Regions from separate parts of the Homo sapiens genome. Here region 1 is linked to region 2. A link is an interaction called in ENCODE POLR2A ChIA-PET data of the cell type or tissue named here. Cell type or tissue: HepG2. All regions are shown on one strand. Links, peaks and the distances in the headings refer to the core of each region. The heading gives the core; the rest is flanking DNA. Region 1 overlaps AAGAB (alpha and gamma adaptin binding protein). Region 2 overlaps SMAD3 (SMAD family member 3).

Region 1 (3,017 bases), core at 518-3,017, 99 kb before region 2:
TTTGTGGTTTACTTTGACAGCACACAAGTAAGACTTTGTTTTCTATGAAGGCTTGAATAAGAAATTATTGCATGCCTTCTTTTTTTCCCATTACATTTTGTCTGACTATCTCTTTTCTGTTTTTGTTTGTTTATATTTTTTGTTCCCTCTAGAAATCGGGCCTTGATAGTGTCTCCTCATGGCTTCCACTGGCAAAAGCATGGTTACCTGAGGTGATGATCTTGGTCTGCGATAGAGTGTCTGAAGATGGTAAGGCCTGTGGATGGGACAGTAGTTGGTACATGCATTTGCCATTCCTTGATAAACAGAGTACATCTGTTTCTTTAACTTAGGACATACATCCCATGTGACTTTATGGCTTTATGAAAATATTTTCAGCTATTTTTCTTTGGAATCTTGTAATACTTACTTTTTTTTTAAGAATGGATACTTCGGGGCTGAGAAGTCATTTTCTTTTTATTATTTTAGATGCCTTTAGAATAACATTGACATTAAGGGAAACACATTGAGATTTGTGAAGAATATTGCAGGAATAGTCATGTTTTATTTTCTTTTTACTTATGAAGATTCTTTTGCATATTATTTTAGGTATAAACCGACAAAAAGCTCAAGAATGGTGCATCAAACATGGCTTTGAATTGGTAGAACTTAGTCCAGAGGAGTTGCCTGAGGAGGATGGTAAGTGTTTATGTGTTAGGAGAAAATATGGCACTTAGATATGAGAGATTATTTTAATTCAGGGAAGAAGAATCACAGCAAAATTCAAGAAACTTTTTTCCCCAGCTGTTTCAAGGATTTAAGCAAAATCCATTGATGTAATCTTATAATCTTACACTTAGTGTAATAATTCATTTTTTTGGTTTTACCACCTGTTTTAGAACTTTTGAAAATGTGTGTTTTTCTTATGGATAAAGGTATAGGGCTGCTTTCTAAAATCTTTGTCATTTCCATAATCCTTTTTCCTTTCCCTACTGCTGAAGAAGGAGAGTTAGACCTTCGTAGTAGTTAAAGTTGATGTTTCTTATTTTGAATTCATAGTAACCTAAGGCTGAATTCCCAAGAATCGCAGGGGACATTTCAAATCCATTTGAATGTCTTTTGGACATTTGAAGCCAAAAGATAGACCCCAAATTTAATCCCCCACCTCCACCCCAGGTAGCTCTGCAATCGCTGTCCTCCGCTATTGCTGGACCTTCTATTTCTTCCCCTCTTCTACTCCCCTTCCCCATTTCTTTTCTCATCTTTTCTCCTTTGAAGTACACCTGTTTTGGTATCTACCAGGATAAGAGGGTTTTTGGTTCACCAAAACCTTATAATCTGGTACAAGAGATGAAACTTACAGATAATTGAATTACCAAGTGGAATGTCATAAGTATTATAGAAGAAATAGTAGTGCTGTGGTATTTTAGAGACCGGAGAGCTTATTTTTGTTTAAAAGTGCAGAGAACGTGTTGGCATTGTGACCTCTCACATGTCAGCTGCTCCATGGGGAAGAAGTTAGAAAAGGTCCTGGGCTTGTAGTGAGAGGACTGCTGGAGAGGTGGCATTGTGAATATGCCAGTTGTTCCAAAAGACATTCTGGGCAGGGGCAACCAACGTGAATTAAAGTACATAGATAAGACATAAGCAGTCATTTCAAGAAACTTGTATTTTTCTTCAAGGAATTAAGAAATATTTTTCTATATTCTGGTTTTATTTATAATTTTTCCAAAATGCTGTTACCTTTGAGAATAAAACCTGCTGGAGAAGAAGAGAACAAAACTGAAATAAAAACTCTGGTTTTTCTCCTTGCTCATTTTAAAGAGTGTTGAAAATTAGCATGTACATCTTTTTCTGTGTTTTTCTAGGTCCCTGAAACTTGTGCCCTGTTTTGTGTATGTGAGCCTGTGTGATTTCTGGCACTAGAATTTTCTCTTTCTCTTGTCCTTGGGAGTCAGTATTTGACTGTTATCATTTTGGAATCTCTGCTCCTTTATACTACTTTATTTCTCGTAGCCCTTTGTCTGAATAATGTTCTTGTATTCATTCAGCTTAATCTTAAAATGGGTTTTTTGATATGTCATCTTTAGGTAAGGTAATGAAAACCTTCCTAGACTTTTAAAATACAAATTATTCCTAAGCCATATTTCCTCATCTTTTACTTGCATGTATTATTCAAACATGAATATAGGACTTTATGCTAGTTTGTATTAATTTTCCTCTTACTGGTACTAGCTCTTCATTTCAGACCACATTTTTGGTTCCTGGTTATATCATCTAAAGTATTAGTTATTCTTTTGAGAATTAAGTCATTCACAATTAAGATAAACATGACTTTTAGGTCTTCATCCAGACATTGGTGGTGATAAACTTATCTTGGTAGAGTATTTTCTTTCTTTATTTTTATTTATTTATTTATTTATTTGAGACAGAGTCTCTCTCTGTTGCCCAGGCTGGAGTGCAGTGGCACGATCTCTGCTCACTGCAAGCTCCACCTCCTAGATTCACGCCATTCTCCTGCCTCAGCCTCCCAAGTAGCTGGGACTGCAGGCGCCCGCCACCACGCCTGGGTAATTTTTTTTTTTTTTTTTGTATTTTTAGTAGAGACGGTGTTTCACCATGTTAGCCAGGATGGTCTCAATCTCCTGACCTCGTGATCCACCTGCCTCGGCCTCCCAAAGTGCTGGGATTACAGGCATGAGCCACCGCGCCCAGCAGAGTATTTTCAATTTAATCACTATATTTCTGTTAGGTTGGCAGGTTGGTATTCTTTAAATGATTCATTGATCCATTAAACAGTTGCTGAGTGCCTGCTGTTTTTCAGGCACTGTGGTAGGCAATGGGCATATGAACTCAGTAAGACAAGATTCCTGCCGTCAAGGAGTTTTCAGTGTAGGGGGAAGGTTACATTAGTAAATCATCAATTGCAGTGCATCTTTCCTCTAGGAGAGATGTGCATAGAGTGGTATTGTTTCCACTTTCTGTGAGAATGGTGTAAGTGATTTGCCCTTGATCAAATAGCTAGTAAGTGGCAGAGC
Region 2 (2,595 bases), core at 1-2,500:
CTGGAGAAGCCCAGGGATCTCCATCCTCTGCCCTTGGGGGGATGGGGAGAAAATATCTCTATAGGGTGGAGGTTGGGGTAATAGGGCAGTCAGCAATTTCACTCTTTACTTCTCCATGTGTTCTAAATTTTCCACAATAATTATATATTACAGTTATGTTAAAGTGGGGAGGGAAGCATTAAAGACAAAAGCCAAAACACCTGCTCTAAGAATAACTGACTCTGGGCCGGGTGCAGTGGCTCATGCCTATAATCCCAGTACTTTGGGAGGCTGAGGTGGGCAGATCACCTGAGGTCAGGAGTTCGAGACCAGCCTGGCCAACATGGCGAAACCCTGTCTCTACTAAAAAATACAAAAATTAGCCAGGTGTGGTGGTGCACGCCTGTAATACCAGCTACTCAGGAGGCTGAAGCAGAATTGCTTGAATCCGGAAGGCGGAGGTTGCAGTGAGCCGAGATTGCACCACTGCACTCCAGCCTGGGTGACAGAGCAAGACTCCAACTCGAAAAGAAAAAAAAAAAAAAAAGAATGACTGACTCTGGGATGTGTTTCCTCACATGAAAGGTTCAGATGACCCTGGGAGCTCAAGATGGCACAATCTTTAATGTATCTGCAATTATGCAGGGTTGAAAGTTCCAAGTTTTAAGTCAAAGGCAATGAATTTATAATTTTGAGATTTCAATTTGAGAGCAGTTAGGTTTGTTCTGTGATCTTGAATCACTGATCTGGCCTTGGATATTCAGCCTTCTTTTCCCAAAAGGTGATCATTTGCTTTGGTGGTTCAAACACATTGCAGTGGGGTTATTTGGCTTTACAAATAATACACTACAAAATTCTAGCTGGGAAGGACACACACCAATTTAAAAGAGAGTAAACACCTGTGAAACGGGAGCGAGAAGAAGGGGGAAGGGGTTGGAGTAACAGGAGGTCTTCAGCAGAAGGTTTTTATTTTTAGTAAAGAAAGAGATGTTACAAATACCTGATGTGAATATGGAAAATATTAACGTTTATTAAATCTGGTAGAATACCACTTGCCCGTAATTCAAATGTTTCACGTTTTTATAATACGATGAAAACACACACACATACCCCACCACCAACAGGCCAAGGCAGGGCAATGCTTCTGGCATCTTAGAGAGGGTGTCTGAACCAGCACAGAGGCAGAGGAGAAAATCAAAGTTCAAAGTACTGCTCTGGTATGTAAACACTGAGGAAATTCTTGGCCTGAGAGTATACACAGCAATGTATTAACTTGTCTTCTGAAATTTGTTATTACAGGGAAGAAAAGTTTTTTTTAAAAAAAAACAATTAAGTGGAAGGGAAAATGAAAACTATCATTTATTTATTTAGAGAGGGCCTACTTGGTACCAGGCACCCTGCAAGAAGTTTTGGCTCTCAAATTATCTAATCTTAACAATGAAAAAGGGTGTTTTGACCCCTTTCTGTCCCAGATGAGGAAACCAAGCTTCCAAGGGGCAAAGCCACTGGCCCACAGCCTCAAGCAGTCAGGGGACTGTGAAGGGGGCAGGCTGGGCCCGGGGGCTGCCCCTGGATTTTTGGTACAGGCTGGGACCCAGGGTGAGAAGAGCTCACTGGAGCTTATCTTTCTTACCCTCACTGGGGGTCACCCTCTCTCCCCTACAAACCCACGTTTTGCCCCTCTCAGTGCTAGAACCCAGATTGCTGACCCCTGGCACAGAAAGGAACCTTCCAAACACAGCTCTTCCCGGCCATCTTCTCTCCTGTGGCTCCAAAACCAGGCCAGCTCTGTCCCTAGCACCTGCCCAGCTCCCAGGACAAAGCCCCCAGTGACACCCCTGCTTCCACTCTCCCAGCACAGGACCCCCTGGGTACATCTCCCCAGCAGGACCCTGGGGGCTGAAGGGCAGCCAGCTTCGGTTCCAATCCCAGCCCCACCCCTCAGTGGCTCATCAAACATTGCCTCTTTAAACCTCAGATTCCTTGTCTGCAGAAATCTCTCAGCATTCTGTCTCACCTCTGCCGTGAGTGTGAGGGGCAACAGCACACATAAAGCTCCCAGAGCAGGACCTGGCACAGAGTTGCACGATAATAGGTTATCATTGGCAGAATGATCCTTGACAACTCCGTGTAAACACAGTTCTTCTCGATCCTGGACTTCAGAGTCTTTGAGAGCCAGAGTCGCGCCTTTAGTAATTTCCCAACACCCACAGTATGTGGTAGCAGAGGAGGAGGAAAGAAAGCCCAAGGGGCTGGGATGGGTCAAGTGTTTGCCAAGGAAAGGGAGCTGGAGAAGCTGGAGGTAGGGTCGCTGTAAGCCCTTTAAGGCACCCCGAGCGTAAGACAACACTGAAGCAAGGACTGTGAACTCTCAGCAGTGGCTTTTCTTAGTGCTGCTTGCTCTCTCACACACACCACTGGGGAAATGACATCACAGGGCCTCACCTCAAATAGGTCAGGGGAAACAGCATTTCAAAAGGCCTTTCCTGCATCTCTCCGATGGCTGGATGGCATCTTAAAGGCCCCGTTCATCTGAGCTTAGGGAATCGCAGAAGAGCTCCTGCTGCAAATACCAAACACTGACACACATTCACCACTCATTAACCCCAGGCCAAT

Evidence for each region. Peaks named below come from ENCODE experiments on the same cell type or tissue, not always from the same donor. Only the 100,000 strongest peaks of a DNase experiment are listed, where the experiment ranks them.
Region 1: POLR2A ChIA-PET joins it to region 2 with 5 read pairs; 8 of 35 experiments call an interaction of 5 or more read pairs at or near these places.

The regions. Positions count from the first base shown.
Region 1 is chr15:67,233,640-67,236,656 of GRCh38, reverse strand. AAGAB (alpha and gamma adaptin binding protein) reads left to right here. Exons shown (of 10, transcript NM_024666.5): 2 at 1-27; 3 at 153-249; 4 at 589-678. Among named protein-coding and RNA genes, the nearest start is that of AAGAB, 20 kb to the left of the region's middle. In HepG2, for the core only: no CTCF peak of the experiment used is centred there; no DNase peak of the experiment used is centred there.
Region 2 is chr15:67,134,260-67,136,854 of GRCh38, reverse strand. All of the region lies in intron 1 of SMAD3 (SMAD family member 3), which reads right to left. Among named protein-coding and RNA genes, the nearest start is that of SMAD3-AS1, 11 kb to the left of the region's middle. RefSeq lists a cis regulatory region at 1,196-1,207 and an enhancer at 1,130-1,274. In HepG2, for the core only: no CTCF peak of the experiment used is centred there; a DNase peak (open chromatin) is centred at 1,174.